Linked DNA regions of Homo sapiens: region 1 is linked to region 2. A link is an interaction called in ENCODE POLR2A ChIA-PET data of the cell type or tissue named here. Cell type or tissue: MCF 10A. All regions are shown on one strand.

The links. Peaks named below come from ENCODE experiments on the same cell type or tissue, not always from the same donor. Only the 100,000 strongest peaks of a DNase experiment are listed, where the experiment ranks them.
Region 1: POLR2A ChIA-PET joins it to region 2 with 8 read pairs; 5 of 35 experiments call an interaction of 5 or more read pairs at or near these places.

Annotation. Positions count from the first base shown.
Region 1 is chr6:159,876,063-159,884,062 of GRCh38, reverse strand. No RefSeq gene overlaps it. Among named protein-coding and RNA genes, the nearest start is that of MAS1, 11 kb to the left of the region's middle. In MCF 10A, no CTCF peak of the experiment used is centred here; no DNase peak of the experiment used is centred here.
Region 2 is chr6:159,939,676-159,947,675 of GRCh38, reverse strand. No RefSeq gene overlaps it. Among named protein-coding and RNA genes, the nearest start is that of IGF2R, 25 kb to the left of the region's middle. RefSeq lists an enhancer at 5,789-5,908. In MCF 10A, a CTCF peak has its summit at 5,737 (motif pointing right); DNase peaks (open chromatin) are centred at 4,335 and 5,775.

The sequences.
Region 1 (8,000 bases), 64 kb after region 2:
CATCCTATATCTTGGAGGTATGGCCGATGTAGATGTATGCATTTATCAAAACTCACCAAACTCAATAACTAAGATTTGTGCATTTCACTATATGTAAATTTCATACCTCAATAAAAGTATTTCTTAATTTAAAACAAGTATTATAGCTGAGCTTAGTCATTGAAATCTTCACACTTTGTTTTCCCTTAGTGGCTAAGGAAAGTGATTTGTTACAAAACCACAAAATACACATAGACACACGCATACAGAAGCATATACTTATATAATGTCAAACTGAAATGCCTTCTTTGCAAACTATGAAAGGAAATGGAATTCTGAATTCATTTTTTAATAATTTCAAATTATGTGCTAAAGTTACATGTTGTTTTATGGCCCCCATTTCTTCTCCGCCACTGCCTCACACCAAAATTATTACTAAAGCAGCTTACATTGTTTGCTGCTAGTCTTTTGGGGAGTAAGGATAGGTTTAAAAATGAATTACAAGTAAAGGGTTTTGATACCAGCCTAAAGCATCATAGCATTATGGTACCTTTTTTTTTTTTTTTTTTTTTTTTGATACGGAGTCTTGCTCTGTTGCCCAGGCTGGAGAGCAGTGGCGTGACCTCAGCTCACTGCAACCTCCGCCTCCTGAGTTCAAGCGATTCTCCTGCCTCAGCCTCAGCCTCCTGAGTATCTGGGACTACAGGCATGCACCACCACACCCAGCTAATTTTTGTATTTTTTGTAGAGACAGGGTTTCACCATATTGGCCAGGCTGGTCTCGAACTCCTGGCCTCAGGTGATCTGCCAACCTCAGCCTTCCAAAGTGCTCGGATTACAGGTGTGAGCCATCACGCCCGGCCACATTACAGTACTTTAAACCAACTAGACCCACCATGCTTTCCAAAACTGGTCCTGGATTCTGCTGGCCACTTTATATTTCCACTAAGGAGTGGCTCAAGATCCAGGTTAATAGGGATGAACATGTTGAATATATAGAGAGCCCATGCAAATTGATAAGAAAAAGACAGTAAGACTCCAAATAGAAAAATGGTCAAAGCACATGGAAAATAACCAACCTCATTATTAGCTAAAGAAATGCACACTTAAAAAATATGTTTCCCTTTTTCACCCACTGGGTTGGCAAACACTTAAAAATTAAAATATTCAGTGCTGGTAAGGGTGCTAAGAGGCAGGCATTCATACATGTTGCTACTACAGATATTACTAACACTAGCTGGTATGCAAGGTGAAAGAATTCCCGGGGCCTTCCTGGGCCATAGTCAGGTGGCCATCCATGCAGACATGAGCATTGGGATGGTGATGCGATTTTTAAAATAAATGAAATGTTTTCTTGTCCTCTGAATCGGCACGTAATCTGCTATACAGACACTTTGCCTTCTAATTCCTTACCTAGATTATAATCCTGTGCTCTTTCTTACCCAAACATCTTGAAAAAAAAATCCAGTTGTGAGAAAGAGTATTTTTGGAGTATTGCCTTGGATCATGGAATCTATCCACTCCTCTAGCTGTTCTAAATATTACCCCGGGTTTAGCCCTGCATACTTGGCCCTTCATGGAACTGTACCATCTCAATTATCCTTTGGAGATATTCATCAGCTAGCATTTCAGGGCTCTACAAAAGAGACACACAAAAAGATCAAAATTGTGCTCATGAAGGTTGGCTAACACCCTTCCCACTATACCTACAAAGTTTCCTTTTTGAGATTTCTACATCTGGAGTAGCTGAGTTTCTTCTGAGCAGCAGCCAATCTGTTTGTATTGATAGAAAACTATAAATTGGGTAGGTGGAATGTTTGTTTCTCTTTTCCTGCTAAGAAGCCTGAAGATATGTATTTGACCTGTCTTTGCAAAGGTACCATATGGCTACCTAAAAGAAAAATACTCAAAATTATTTAGTCAGAGGTCAAATCTGGGCACCATAAATTTGTATCATCCTTTTTCTGTCAGTAACTATAGATTTTGGCAATGTTTTTTCACCAATAATATCCTCAAGGATACTGAAAAAAAAGTCACCTCTAAACGATAATAACTTGTATATTGGGAATACTACAAATAGCTAACAAAATAGCAGTGACTCTGAATTCCTGAAGAAAGGAGCCCTCTAAATTCTCAATAGCACTTGCTAAATTCTTCTTTTTTTTTTTTTTTTTTTTTTTTTTGAGACAAGAGTCTTGCTCTGTCGCCCAGGCTGGAGTGCAGTGGCGCGATCTCGGCTCACTGCCAGCAGTTGCTAAATTCTATTAGAGTTACTTTATTATGTGTCTGTTTACCTGATTAAAAATAGCTCTTTGAGGCAAGAGTCATGCCTAACTCATCTAGTATTGGCTGAGCCTAACAGTAAGTTGAATAAATCAATTATGTTTAGAATCGTTACCACAATTTTAAATGCTGGTTATCATTATTTCTTGAATGTTAGTCTAGTTCCTTCAGTTAGACTGTATGTAAGTCATATGGGAAATGAACGACATCAATCCTTCCTTGTGTGCCTGAGAACACAGTAGGGGCTGAACACTGTTCTGTGTTGTTGTTGTTGTTGTTGTTGTTGTTGTTGTTTGGAGACAGGGTCTAACTCTGTCGCCTATGCTGGAGTGCAGTGGCATGAACACGGCTCACCAAAGCCTCGATTTCCTGGGCTCAGGTGATCCTCCCACCTCAGCCTCCTGAGTAGCTGGGACGACAAGCATGCCACCATGCCTGGCTAATATGTACATATATATATATATATATATGTATGTATGTATATATTTTTTTTATAGAGACGGGGTCTCACTATGTTGCCCAGGCTGGTCTCAAGCAATCTTCCTACCTCAATCTCCCAAAGTGGTGGGATTACACGGTGAGCCACCATGCCTGCCACGGCTAAGTGATTTAACAAACATCTGTAACTGAGTAAATTGACTAGAGCCCTTCGCTGACATTTTGCTGAAGCAATCTGTCTCTGTTGATCATAACTAGCATTTAGCAAACCTTTTCCTGAATATAGCATGGTAGAATACTAATAACTTACATACGTTTAGAGGATGCTTGGGACATCTTTGTCATTACTGCTTGTCATATTTGAGAGAGTAAGGACTTGCTAACTTGTTTTTGTAAAGCCAGGATACCTTATCACGGTATTCTGTGCATCATAAAATGTACTTACTAAATGATTTTGGTGGCAGATTACAAAGGTAAAAATGTATCCAACTAGCCTTGCTTCATGTATCTGAAAACAGCCTGCACATCACCCACATTCCACACCATCTGCTGGGCTCATTATTGGTAAGTCAGTGCCCATACATTGCTCTAATGAGGTGCACTCGGCATCTGCAATGAGGAAAATCACAGCTTAATGATTTCTGGCAACTGTTAGCTACTTAAGAGCTATTCAAATACCCAATGTTTAATAATAAAAATTACAGGCGCCACGTACGGGGACTTATGCTTGTTCTCCCAGGGACTCAAGAGGCTGAGGTGGGAGGATCACTTAAGCCCAGGAGGTCAAGGTTGCAGTGAGCCACGATTCTACCACTGCACTCCAGCCTGGGTGACAGAGAGAGATGCTGTTTCTAAAATTTAAAAAAAATTATAGTAGACTAAAACAAAAATGTGTCCAGCCCACACAATACAGCAAAATAAATAAAATAGACCTTCTTAATTTTGTCCCAACTTTAAGCATTGCTCAGGGGAAAGAGGAAAATACAGTCACCTTCCCACGGCTCAGGCTCACCCACACAGTGTGTGGTCTCCGCACAGAAGACCTGTTCCTCCCATGCTTCTCTTTCTTCATTTCCACAGACCTACCGCCACAGAAAGGGAACACAAGAGGACCAGCATGGGGCAAGCTCATCATACTCGCGTTCTTATGAGAATGTGCTAGAGAAGCAGCCTGTACGATTGGCCAAAATGAGACTAAGGGATTTTCTGTGTTCTCCACCGTGCTCTGCTGATAAGGAACATTAACGGTTGATTGTGGGCATCTAGAAGCCACTTCAGGCCACGAACTCTGAGCCAGAAGACACCAGCCCTTATATGGCCTGATGTGGTCTGGATCCATGTCCCCGCCCTAATCTCCTGGCTAATTGTAATCCCCAATGTTGGAAGTGGGGCCCGGTGGGAGGCGATTAGCTCACAGGGGCGGTTTCTCATGGTTTAACACCATCCCCCTTGGTTCTGTCATCACAACAGTGAGTTCTTCATCACACACCGGGGACTGTTGTGGGGTGGGGGGAGGGGGGAGGGATAGCAGTAGGAGATATACCTAATGCTAAATGATGAGTTAATGGGTGCAGCACACCAACATGGCACATGTATACATATGTAACAAGCCTACACGTTGTGCACATGTACCCTAAAACTTAAAGTATAATAATAATAATAATAATAATAATAATAATAATAAAAAAACAGTGAGTTCTTGTGAGATCCCATTGTCTAAACATGTGTAGTACCTTCCCCACCACTCTCTTCCTCCTGCTCTGGCCATGTGAGACACCTGCTCCCCATTTGCCTTCTGCCATGACTGTAAGTTTCCTGAGGCCTCCCCGGAAGCTGATGCTGCCATGCTTCCTGTACAGCCTGCAGAACCATGAGCCAATTAAACCTCTTTTCTTGCAAATTACCCATTCTCAGACATTTCTTTTTTTTTTTTTTTTTTTTTTTTTGAGACGGATTCTCGCTCTGTTGCCCAGGCTGGAGCGCAGTGGCGCGATCTCAGCTCACTACAAGCTCCGCCTCCTGGGTTCACGCCATTCTCCTGCCTCAGCCTCCCAAGTAGCTGGGACTACAGGCGCCCACCACCACACCTGGCTAATTTTTTGTATTTTTAGTAGAGACAAGGTTTCACCGTGTTAGCCAGGATGGTCTTGATCTCCTGACCTCGTGATCCACCCACCTTGGCCTCCCAAAATGCTGAGTTTACAGGCGTGAGCTACCGCGCACAGCCCAGACATTTCTTTATAGTGGTGTGAGAACAGACTAATACCTGGCCTCTCTTCCATAGTGAAGTGGAGGTGAGGGTTGGGTTCCTAAGTGCTGACAGGAAAGGAGTGGATAATGGGGATAATGGGAAAAGCAGAAGACTCCTATGCACAGGGCAAAAAATGAGTGGCCCCATGGAAGTATATCTTCGCCATCAGGGAATCCCCGGAATCCCTGGGGAGAGGTCAGAGTCAGAGGGCACAGACTTGTTGACATAGGTGAAGCCACACTAACCCAGATTCATAGCACAATTCATCCAAGTTACATGCAAATCCCTTAAATAGTTCTGATGCCCTGGGATTGTAAAAGGCATAAGCTGAGCTGAATATTCTAGAAAGCTCTAGAATAGGATAGTTCTAAGATTGGAGACCTTTCCCAAGCGATTCCACAGGCATAAACCCTGCAACGCTGTGTGCTTCTGCCCTGGGCGTGCAGTCCCGACAGGATACCATGCCAGCACACTCTCTGCTTCCCGGGGGAGGTGGGCCCTCCCTGGCAGCTGCTTTACCAGAGGCCAACCTTGAGGTTCTCTCTTCATTGGCACAACAAGGAGCCTTGGAGCCAGAAGGACCGACTGACTGCCTTTACCAGGAGGTGGGGCTTTAAACACCACACTCAGGAAATGGACTTGCTCATTCTTGTTATACCCCAAGATGCAGCAAGGTTGTACGTTCCCCATGTCCACCTCCGACAGGACCTTCACACCTTGAGTTGCTGTGAAGGAGGCTCATCCACACTTGCACAGTGATTCTTGGTGGAGCTGGGGGGAGATCAGCCCACCTAACACCACACGTGGCACTGTGTGTCCAAACAGCAATCCACTTCTCCGCTGTTGACCTTGAGCAAGTTACTTCCCTTTGCAAAGCCTCAGCTTCTTTGTCTGTAAAATGGGGACAATGACGTATCCACCTAATAAAGGCTGTTGGGATAATTAAATGGGATGATGCAAGAAGGACTCCTAGTAAGTGTGGATAAATCTTAGCCATAATTGCATTGTTGGTTCTACAGCTATCGTGGGACATACCAGTGTGGCCCATAGGATATGTAATTTGAAATTCTATCTATATCTTCAATAAGTCAGTCAGTTGTTCTCATAATACAAACTAAAGAATAGGACTCAATAAAGTCACCTTGGTGGCATGGGATGGAGAAAATGGAGGGTGAGACATTGTAGTTGTGTGGTGCTCGCTGTGCAGTACGTTGCTCTACCAGATCACCTAGGGCTGTGGCAAAAGGGCCCCACGCCCTGGGTGGTTTAAACAGCAGAAATGTATGCTCTCATTGTTCTGGAGGCTGGAAATCCTAAATCCAGGTGTCACCAGAACGTTGGTCCTTCTGAGACTAGGTGGAGCCCTTCCTTGCTTCTTCCCAGTTTCTGGGGTGGCTGGCTGTCCATCCTTGGCACTCTTTGGCTTGCACAGTCTCTGCCTTTGTGGTCATGTCATTGTCATCACATGACCATCTTCTTATAAGGACATCGGTCACACTGGATTCATTCAATATGAGTTCATTCTACTCCAGTATGACCTCATCTTAACTAATTGCACCTGCAACAACTTCCAAATAAAGCCACATTCTGTGGTACTGGAGGTTGGGACTTCAGCGTATCTTTTTAGGGGACACAGTTCAACCTGTAACAGGTGCCTTACAAAGCTGAATTGTGTTGGCCTGCTGCACACTGGGATGGCATTGGAACATGTTCTTGAGACCGTGCTTAGGCAGCTCTGGGGAATGAGCCCCAGGCAATAGTGGGTGTCCTGTGAGCCCCGAGTGGTCTCCCTGACCACCAGTACCCTCCCAGACCCCAAACCAGCCCACTGCTGGCATGTGTCCAAGGCAACCAGAAGCATTCCAACATTATTCAAAAATCTCTCATGTATGTTGAGGGATGGTGACTGGGGGAAGAAATGATTTGCAAAGAAAGAAAAGAAACAGTTCTCTGTTGTCATCCTTTTAAAAATGTCTGCTCCTGTTATTTTGAGTAAGGTGGTGGTTATACAGGTATCTACTTATATCAGCAGTCATTGACCTGTACCCTTAAAGTCTGTTAATATTTCTGTATACACATTTTATATCCATAAAAAAAGTCCAGAAAAGAGTAAGAGAGTGGAAAACTTAGGTATAACATTATTAGTCTCTAAGTGTTTTTAGTGGATAGCTTTGCTAGATCAAAAACGTGTAATCAGTATATCAATGGAGGGTGGGAGGGGGTGAGCGTTGAAAAATTACCTATTGGGTACAATGTTCACTGATTGGGTGATAGGTATACTACAAGCCTAAACCTCACCATTATGCAATATATCTATGTAACCAACCTGCACATGTATCCCCTGAATCTAAAATTTTAAAAAATTAATAATTTTAAAAGCATATACATTGAATAATAACAGAGCTGCTCTATTTTGTGCCCCTCCAGCAGGAATCAGGGTTTTCCCTGTGTGCCTCATTAGTCCAAAGATGTGCAAGTTTCCTGCTGTGTTCTAGAGGATCCTGCAGTAGAGGGTTGTCCACTCCACAAGGTGGACGTTAGAGCTGGGTGGGGTCTGAGGCACAGGGGAGTGCCTCACTGCACTGTAGACAACAAGTTGACCTTAGAGACAATCAGTAGGATGAGGGATGGCTGGAGGCTGAGTCTTGCTGGCCAGCCTGTAATTCTTTGAAGGGTGGAAGGACAACCAGAGTACATGCCCCACCCAGCTCTCATCCACACGGTCTTCTCCTTCTCCCAGCCTGTGGTTATTTATCGAGTCACTGTCAGTGGAAAAAATTGGTCTGGAAATATGCAGCTGATCTTTCCATTCTGGGTGAATTGCAGCCTCATTTTCCCCTGTGACTGCAGTGGATGATTATATTGAGCAGTGCAGGCTGGGGCAGGGGAGAGCCTTCGGGGTCCAATGGTGAGAAGATAGAATAACTTGGAAAATCTTTGCGTTCTCACAAAGACTTTCATTCTTCCAGGTTTCCCTCGACTAGAGAGGTGCTAGGACTCTGTCCTCAATCTGTTCCTCCAGAATGGTTTGTTCCCCACTCCCCTTACC
Region 2 (8,000 bases):
TCCTACCTTGGGGTTTATGTGTGTACAGTTTCTTCTAGAAAAAATGGTATTTCCCATACCAGCTCCTTCTCAGATTTGGTGAGGTCAGTTGCAATTGGGTTAAATAGTTATTCTGGGCACATCTCATTCTTTATCTCAACATTCTTTTTTTTTTTCTTAAGTTTATAGCATTTCACACTTTATAGTTACTTGTTTATTTATATGTTTGATTCACGAGATTATATGCAAATGCCTAGCGTAATACATGTATGAGGAATTCATTGAAATAGTTAATAAATCAATGAATGAGAAGATAATTTCCAATGAGTGATTATTTTCCACTTTTCCTAAGCACAGAGAGAGAAATGAGAGATAAATGCCAGGAGGAAATTTTTAGATTAGACATTTGTTACATGGCCTAACATCAAGATTGGGTCATACTGTAGGATAATCTATCGTGGCCTATTCATCACAGAGCTGAAAATCAAGTTCATATAGGAAGTTCTCTGTGACCTTTTCTCAGGTAAGAATCAAGTGATTCCATTCATCATTTGTTATTCGCCAGCCCCTTACCATTCCTTAGTTGTGGTAAACACCATGGAAAGTCAGGAGAAGCATTAAAGAATCAACAATTCAGCCACAGAGTTAAAAATAGCACCCCCTGGGAAATTGCAATTAGGGACTACAAAGCAGTGTGTTATCATTCCCAGTATTTTGGGAATGATGGCATCTTTCTCTGGTTTGTGCAGATAATTTTCCTCTTTCCTCTCTAATCTTCTCCATCCTTAATAGCTGTGTGGTGTGGCATTTTAAATGAATTAAAATTAATTTCATTTTGGGAATTTTTATACCTCTGAGATAGTGCACCTGGAATTATCCGAAAACCAGGACTGGAAGATCTAAAACAGTGTTGGGGAGTATGATGAATGGGAAAGGCTTATAACAAAAATTCCATATTATCCATGGCATAGCTTACTTAAGAGAATATGCTTTACTTACTAATGGAAAAGAAAACATTATACCTAGGCAGGATTTAAAAAAAAAATACTGTCCCTAATGTTTACATGCAGTGATGTTAATTCTAGAGGGGGCCCAGTGACTCCCGACCAGGCCCTGCTGAGACAGAAGAAATCACATTTTTCAGGCTTCTCTTCTCTTAGTCTTCTTAGTTAGTGAGAGAAGAGAATCTCCACTCACCACAGGCAACACTTTGGGGCATATTTCAATGGGTTCTGTTCTGAGTCCAATGGTTCCTAATGGTTCACCTCCCGCCAAACAGAACCCAGGCTCATTTTCTCGTAGCCTGAAGAGCACTGTGCATGGAACACACTTCCTAAAGTTTGGATGAATGAACTCCAGGAGGATTCTGTATTTGTGGGGTGAGAGGCCCTGGCTCCCAGAAAAGGAACGCTTTCACTGGGGCCACAGCTGCCATCATGTCTCTTGGTGCCAAGAGAGCAGCTGCAAAGGAAAGGATTCATCAGACCAGCAGCAGGGTCTGCCCTCACACGTCGGGGTCGTGGAAGAACATATTTGTACACTGGCAGTTCATGAGGGTGTCTCTTGGTATTTCTTTGCCCAATTCTAATAGCGATTAGACATGATGCAGCAGCCACAGCCTGAGAAGGGCATGATTACCAAGATTTCCAACCCCTAGAGATGAGGGTTTAGATCACCCTACCAGGGTCATGTAAGGTTACCAGACCAGCACAGGTGCTGGCTGAGTGGGAGGGAGATCTAGAATAGCTACTAAAGGAGAGAGATGATGAATAGTGATTGTGGCCTCACCTGCAGCAAAGGAGACTAATGTCTTGGACTGTTTTATGCTGCTATAACAGAATACCACAGACTGGGTAATTTATAAAGAAAAGAAATTCATTTCTTACAGTTCTCGAGGCTGGGAATGCTACATTAGGGCAATCCCAAATCAAGGTGTCAGCATCTGGTGAAGGCCTTCTTGCTGTATCACCTAATAGCAGAAGATGAAAGGGTGAATGAGCATGCAAGACAGAGAGCACACTGGGTGAGAGATTGAGCCCCTAAGGCCTCAGGCAGCCTCACCCACATGGCTTTGCTGGGCTCAGTCTACACTTCGGCTCTCTCAGGTTGGAGTCTCATGACTGCAGCTCTCCCAGGCTGGTGTCGCACACTGGTAGCTACAGTTCTGGAGTCTCAATGGTGATGCCATTCCCATCAGGCATTACCCTTGTGAGGACTCTCAGGGCTGGCCTTGTTCCAATGGCTTCACTAGGCATTGCCTTAGTAGGAAATCTCTGTGGTAGCTCTACCCCTGAAACAAGTTTCTGCCTGGGCCCCCATGTTGTCTGAACATTCTTTGAAACCTAAGTGAAGGTTGCTATGTTCCCATATCTCTTTCTTCTGTAAGCCTGCAGACTTAACACCATGTGAATGCCACCAAGGTTTACTGCTTGCACCTTGTGGAGTCCAAGCTGCACCTGAGCCTGCTTGAGCCACAGCTGGGACAGATGAGGGGTATTATATTGGAATGCAGAGAGCAGAGTCCTGAAGTGGCCCTGGCCAGTGAACCCATGGACAGTGCCCTGGCCTGTCCTCTGAAACCATTCTGCCCTCCTAGATGCCCTAGGCCTGTGATGGGAGGGACAACCTCAAAGATCTTTGAAATGCCTTTGAGGTATTTCTCCCATTGTATTGATGAATAGCACCTGGCTTCCTTCCTGTTCATACTAATCTCTTAAGCAAACAATTGCTTGACCATACCCTTGATTTGCTCTCCCAAACACACCTTTCTACTCTTCACATAGCCAGGCTGCAAATTTCTGAAATCTTTCCATTCTTCTTTTCTTTTCATTACAAAAGTCTGTCTTTAAGTCATTTCTGGCCTCTCACATCTCACTGGATGTGTTTAAAAGTAGCTACACAGCAGCCTGATTCTCTGTTGCTTAGAAGTTTCTTCTACCAAATATCTTAGCTCATTACTCTTACATTCTGTATTCCATAAAGTCCTAGGACAAGAACATAATCCTGCAAAGTTCTTTGCAACCATATAACAGGGATGGCCTTTACTCCAGTTCCCAATACCATCTGAGATATCAGAATGGCCTTTACTATCCTTGTTTATACCAACATTCTGATCACAATCACTTAAGTAATCTCTAAGATTTAGGCTGTCTGTAGTTCTGGGGTCTTCTTCTGCGCCCTCACCAGATTTGCCATTAATGGCATTGTAGGCTTTTTCTAGCCTTCTCCTCCCAATTCTTCCAGCCTCTACCCATTATCCAGTTCCAAAGCCACTTCCACTTTTCAGATATTTGTTACAGCAACAACCCCACTCCTGGTACCAATTTTCTTTTTGTTTTGTTTTCTGCTGGTATAATGGAATACCACAGACTAGGTAATTTATAAGGAGCAGAGATTTATTTCTCACAGTTCTGGAAGCTGGGAAGTCCAAGGTCAAGTGGCCCACATTTGGTGAGGGCCTTCTGTGTCACCCCATGGCAGAAAGTGGGAGGGTGAGTGAGTGTAAAGAAAAAGAGGAAGAGGGCTGAATGCCTGCAATAGCAAAACCACTTCTGCAATAACAGCATTGATCCATTTATGAGGGCAGAGCCCTCATGACCTAATAGCTCCTTAAAGGTCCCACCTCTTAATACTGTCATAACGGCAATTAAATTTTAACATGAGTTTGGAGAAGGACATTCAAACCATAGCAACCAATATTACTGTCATAAATTTACCCAGGAAAAGAGAGTAACTAAGATCCTGAAGTAGCTGTTTCTAGATGAGATTAAATCACTATATGAAGCAGTTGGGCAAAAGGTAGGCTGTAGTGGATGCTGTGGTATGTTGTTCATATTCACCCTTCACATTCAAAGACACTAATTTCTCCAGATTTAGGAAATGTTTTATGCTTCACAGCTATGTTCTTCTCTAGGTACAGTCCTCAGCTGAAAGCGGCTACCCCATCCAAAGTAACATCTTCTCCTCAGGGGCAGCCTGCATCCAATGATCAGTTTATGAAAAGATGCAGAGACTTAGTTCCCCTCTTCATTAGGGACATAAATGTGTATACTGGTACATATTTAACAAGTTGTTCCTGGTGGATGGGGGAAGCCCTGGTTTGTAATATTGGGCAATTTTCATGGTGTAAATATTCCCACTGTGCCAATGTCAAGATCAACCTGACATCACTGAATGAGGAGTTGGGAGGAGATCCACACAGCTGACTCAGGAATCCAGCTGGTGGGAACCAGGGGACCCAGTTCAGCGCACCACAGCCATCCCTCGAAGGGCCCTCCTCATTTCAGAGCTCCTCACGAGATCAGCTGAGGCCTCTGTTGAAACCACATCAGACTTCCACTTCTTTCTCCACCCAATCCAGCAATCCTCCCTCCTTACGGTTGTTGATTCTGGAACACTCCCCAATACACTTCCTGCTCATAAGTTTCTATCTCATAGTCTACTTCTCAAGGAACCCTGAGCTACAACACGCTTAGATGCCAGTGTCCTTGTGGGTTCGTCCTTGGCTCTGTTTTCTTCTCACTCTGTACTCTTGCCCTGGGTGTCCTCACACATTCCTGAAGTTTGACATCACATCTGAATCAGATGACACTGCTCCATTCGGGACTCCTTTTCTGAGTCCAGTCCTAAATCTCCAGATTTCTGGGGACAGACAAACAGATTTCACTGGTGCAAAAACCTCACCTTATACAAAACAAACTCACCATCTTCTTCACAAACCTGCCTTTTACCCCTGTACTCTCTCTAAAATGAATCCTCATCTTTCCAATAGCGTAAGACTTTAAAACAAAACAAAACCTCAAACCCAGAATGACCTTGAACAGTTCCCTCTCCCTAAGCTCCTGGCAATTCTCTACTTCTGTCTCTGAGTGTCTGTCCATTACCTTACATTGCCTGCATCTCCACCTTACCTGGGTCCAGGTGATCTCTCGTCTGCGCTATCACTATCATCATGGCCTGCGAGGGTCTTTCTGATTCTCTTTTCCCTATTTTCCTGCCCAAACTGGTCTACAACAGCAATCTTCAAAGTCAGGGGACCCGGACATCCAATAGGATGCAAGAAGAAAATACTTGGGCTACTATTTTTTTAAATCACTTTAATCTCTTTATTTTAATATACATCTTAATTTGTACATGCTAGATCCATAAATGTTTATATTCTTAAGTAAAATGCTTTGGTTTGGTTGCATGCTCACTTAGTTGGTTTGGTTGGTTGGTTTGTTAGAGGTGCTTGATCAAAAAGTTTGCGGATCACTGCTCTAGTAGCTAGTAGCCCAGTGACCTTCCTGCCACACAGATTTTCTTATGTCCCTCCTTTACTCAAAGATATTCAGTGACTCCCTGGACTCAAACACCACTTTCTTCATCACCCTTCCCAGTGTCCAGTGCTGTTAACTTCTTTCCATTTATCCAGAGCTCCTCATATAACACACATTTATTTCTTTTTGCCTTGTATTACAGGTATGTGTGAAAACTGTCCTTATTCTCTAGCTCATTGAAGCTCATTGAAGACGGAGACTATAATTACACATTTTTCACCAGAGCCTAGGATTGCTCCATGCATATAGGAAGATAAATATTTGCTAAATGAATATTTGAAGTTTCATACACCTCAAAGATTCATCTTAATGATAGATTTCCTATTTAAATAATCCATTCTTCATAGAAAGCCTAATGGTAGTTAGTAAGACATCATGCAGGGCTAAGCACTTGTCCTCATCAGGGTAAGTCCACATCTCTAACAGCCACAGACCACAATCACCACAGAATCCAGAGAATGATACTGCCACAAGATGGCAGAATGACATCGTGCTTCAATATAACGTTTTCAGTTTGAATTATCTTCCAAAACATTGGTAGCCTACCCACTAGGCTGCCCTTAGAGCACATTGCACGTCCCCAGGAGAAAATGGAATAGAAGTTGACTTGACTTTCAGGCCATCCTCACCATGTCTCCCGGTCTTTGCAAAGGGTGTTACACGACAGGTGATGCCCATCTCCCGAGCACCTGCCACCAGAGACTCTAACACAGTAGGTCCTGTCTCCTGCAGGAGGAGTGGACTGCGGCCATCCGAGTGTCAGGACTTGTGGGTGGTCAGGCTGCCAGGGCATCTTCTGCTGGCAGCTTCTTAGCACTAGGTGCCTCCTCTTAGCCCACAGAGAACCAGATGGAAGTTAACATTTGGACCTGTTAGTCAGGGCTTCCCCCTCCATTTCCCTGTGTCCTTGAGCCACCCACATGCAGTCACCCAGGGCACCCCCACCTGTGGCTCATTCAAAGGATGGTAGAACGCAGACAGAAAAGGGGTAGTAATTGGCCTTGCATTTTGAAAGACTGGTGGAGATATTTTTGAATGTATTTTTTTCGGAGAATGCACGACAAGGAGTAGCAAGGCTTTCTTCTCTTGCACTTTCTCCCCAAGTCTGGATGAAGATTTCTGGAGCTAGACCTCTCTAAAGATGGAAGCCCTGCCCTCTCCATCCCTAGAATCCCCGGATCATTTTGAAGAGAAAAGATCAGAAGCCCAAGAGCCACCTTTCCTGGGTAGAGCCTGAAGGAACCAGGAGCCCAGGAAGAAGGGCAGACAAGCTCCCCTGACTCCAGTGTGACAAAATAAACGTCATTTACAGAAGACTCACAGTATTCCAGGCATTGCTCTAAGTACTGACTGCTTTAATTTTCACAACAACCCTATGAGACAAACTATTTTTATTTTTATTTATTTATTTATTTATTTTTTGAGACTGAGTCTTGCTCTGTCGCCCAGGCTGGTGTACAGTGGCACGATCTTGGCTCACTGCAATCTCCACCTCCCGGGTTCAAGTGATTCTCCTGCCTCAGCCTCCTGAGGAGCTGGGATTACAGGCGCATACCACCAAACCCAGCTAATTTTTGTATTTTTAGTAGAGATGGGTTTTCGCCATGTTGGCCAAGCTGGTCTTGAACTCCTGACCTCAGATAATCCTCCCACCTCAGCCTCCCGAAGTGCTGGGATTACAGGTGTGAGCCACCATGCCCGATCTGAGTCAAACTATTTTTAATTAATGCCCACTGTTGTTTTCAGATGCAAAAACAAAGTTCCTGCCTTTGCTGGGAAATGTGGGACCTTCCTCCCATCCAAACAGTCTCTGAAGCCCATGCCTTTAACTTCTTATTTTTATTTTTTGTAGAGATGGGGTCTCCCTGTATTTCCTAGGCTGGTCTCAAACTCCTGGCCCTAAGCAACCCACCCGCCTCAGTCTCCCAGAGTGCTGGGATTACAGGCATGAGCCACTGTGTCACATGCCTCAGACTTCTGAGCGTGGAAGACACCAAGGAGAGCTGAACCTGAAGAGGCTTTAGGCTGCACTGGGAAGATCGAATCATGAGCCGTGGGTGCTCAGCTAGAGGAAGGTGGAGGGCACCGACTGCTGAGTAGCCCCTGATGAGGACAAGACCCCAGCAAGCGTCATGCCCAGAGGCCTCCACATAAACTTTCCTCAACTTAGAACTTACTCTTAGGAAGGGCACCAACCAAATTAATTGATTTCTACTCAACAGTGGGTCGATGGCTCAAAGTAGAAATTAAATTCAGTACCAGAAAAGTAAAGAAAAAATCAATTTCTGGCATGTCTGACTTGGACTGAACTTCATTCCCACTAGAATAAGGAAAAGGAAGAAAACAAGCCAGGCACTCTTTGACACCACTCCATGAATCCTCCCCACAGGCGCAAGGGGCTAATGTTGACCCTGAGGACACACATGCCAAGGAGTTGAGGGCCGCAAAGGCCAGCACTAGTGCCGGTGCCTGGTGGAGAACGAAACCCAACCCAGACCAATAGAAAATGCTCAGTGTTTCCACTGCCATGAAGTCTTGGGTATTAAAGGTCATCTTATCCAAGGCTGCCATCTTAGCGATGAGAACACTCAACTTGAAGATGGAGTGAAGCCTCTTGGACTTGCTGACCTGCCAGCCCTGCTGTTCACCCTGGCCCAGTCCCACTGACTGAATCCCTCTGGAGAAAACTCATGTGACTGGAAA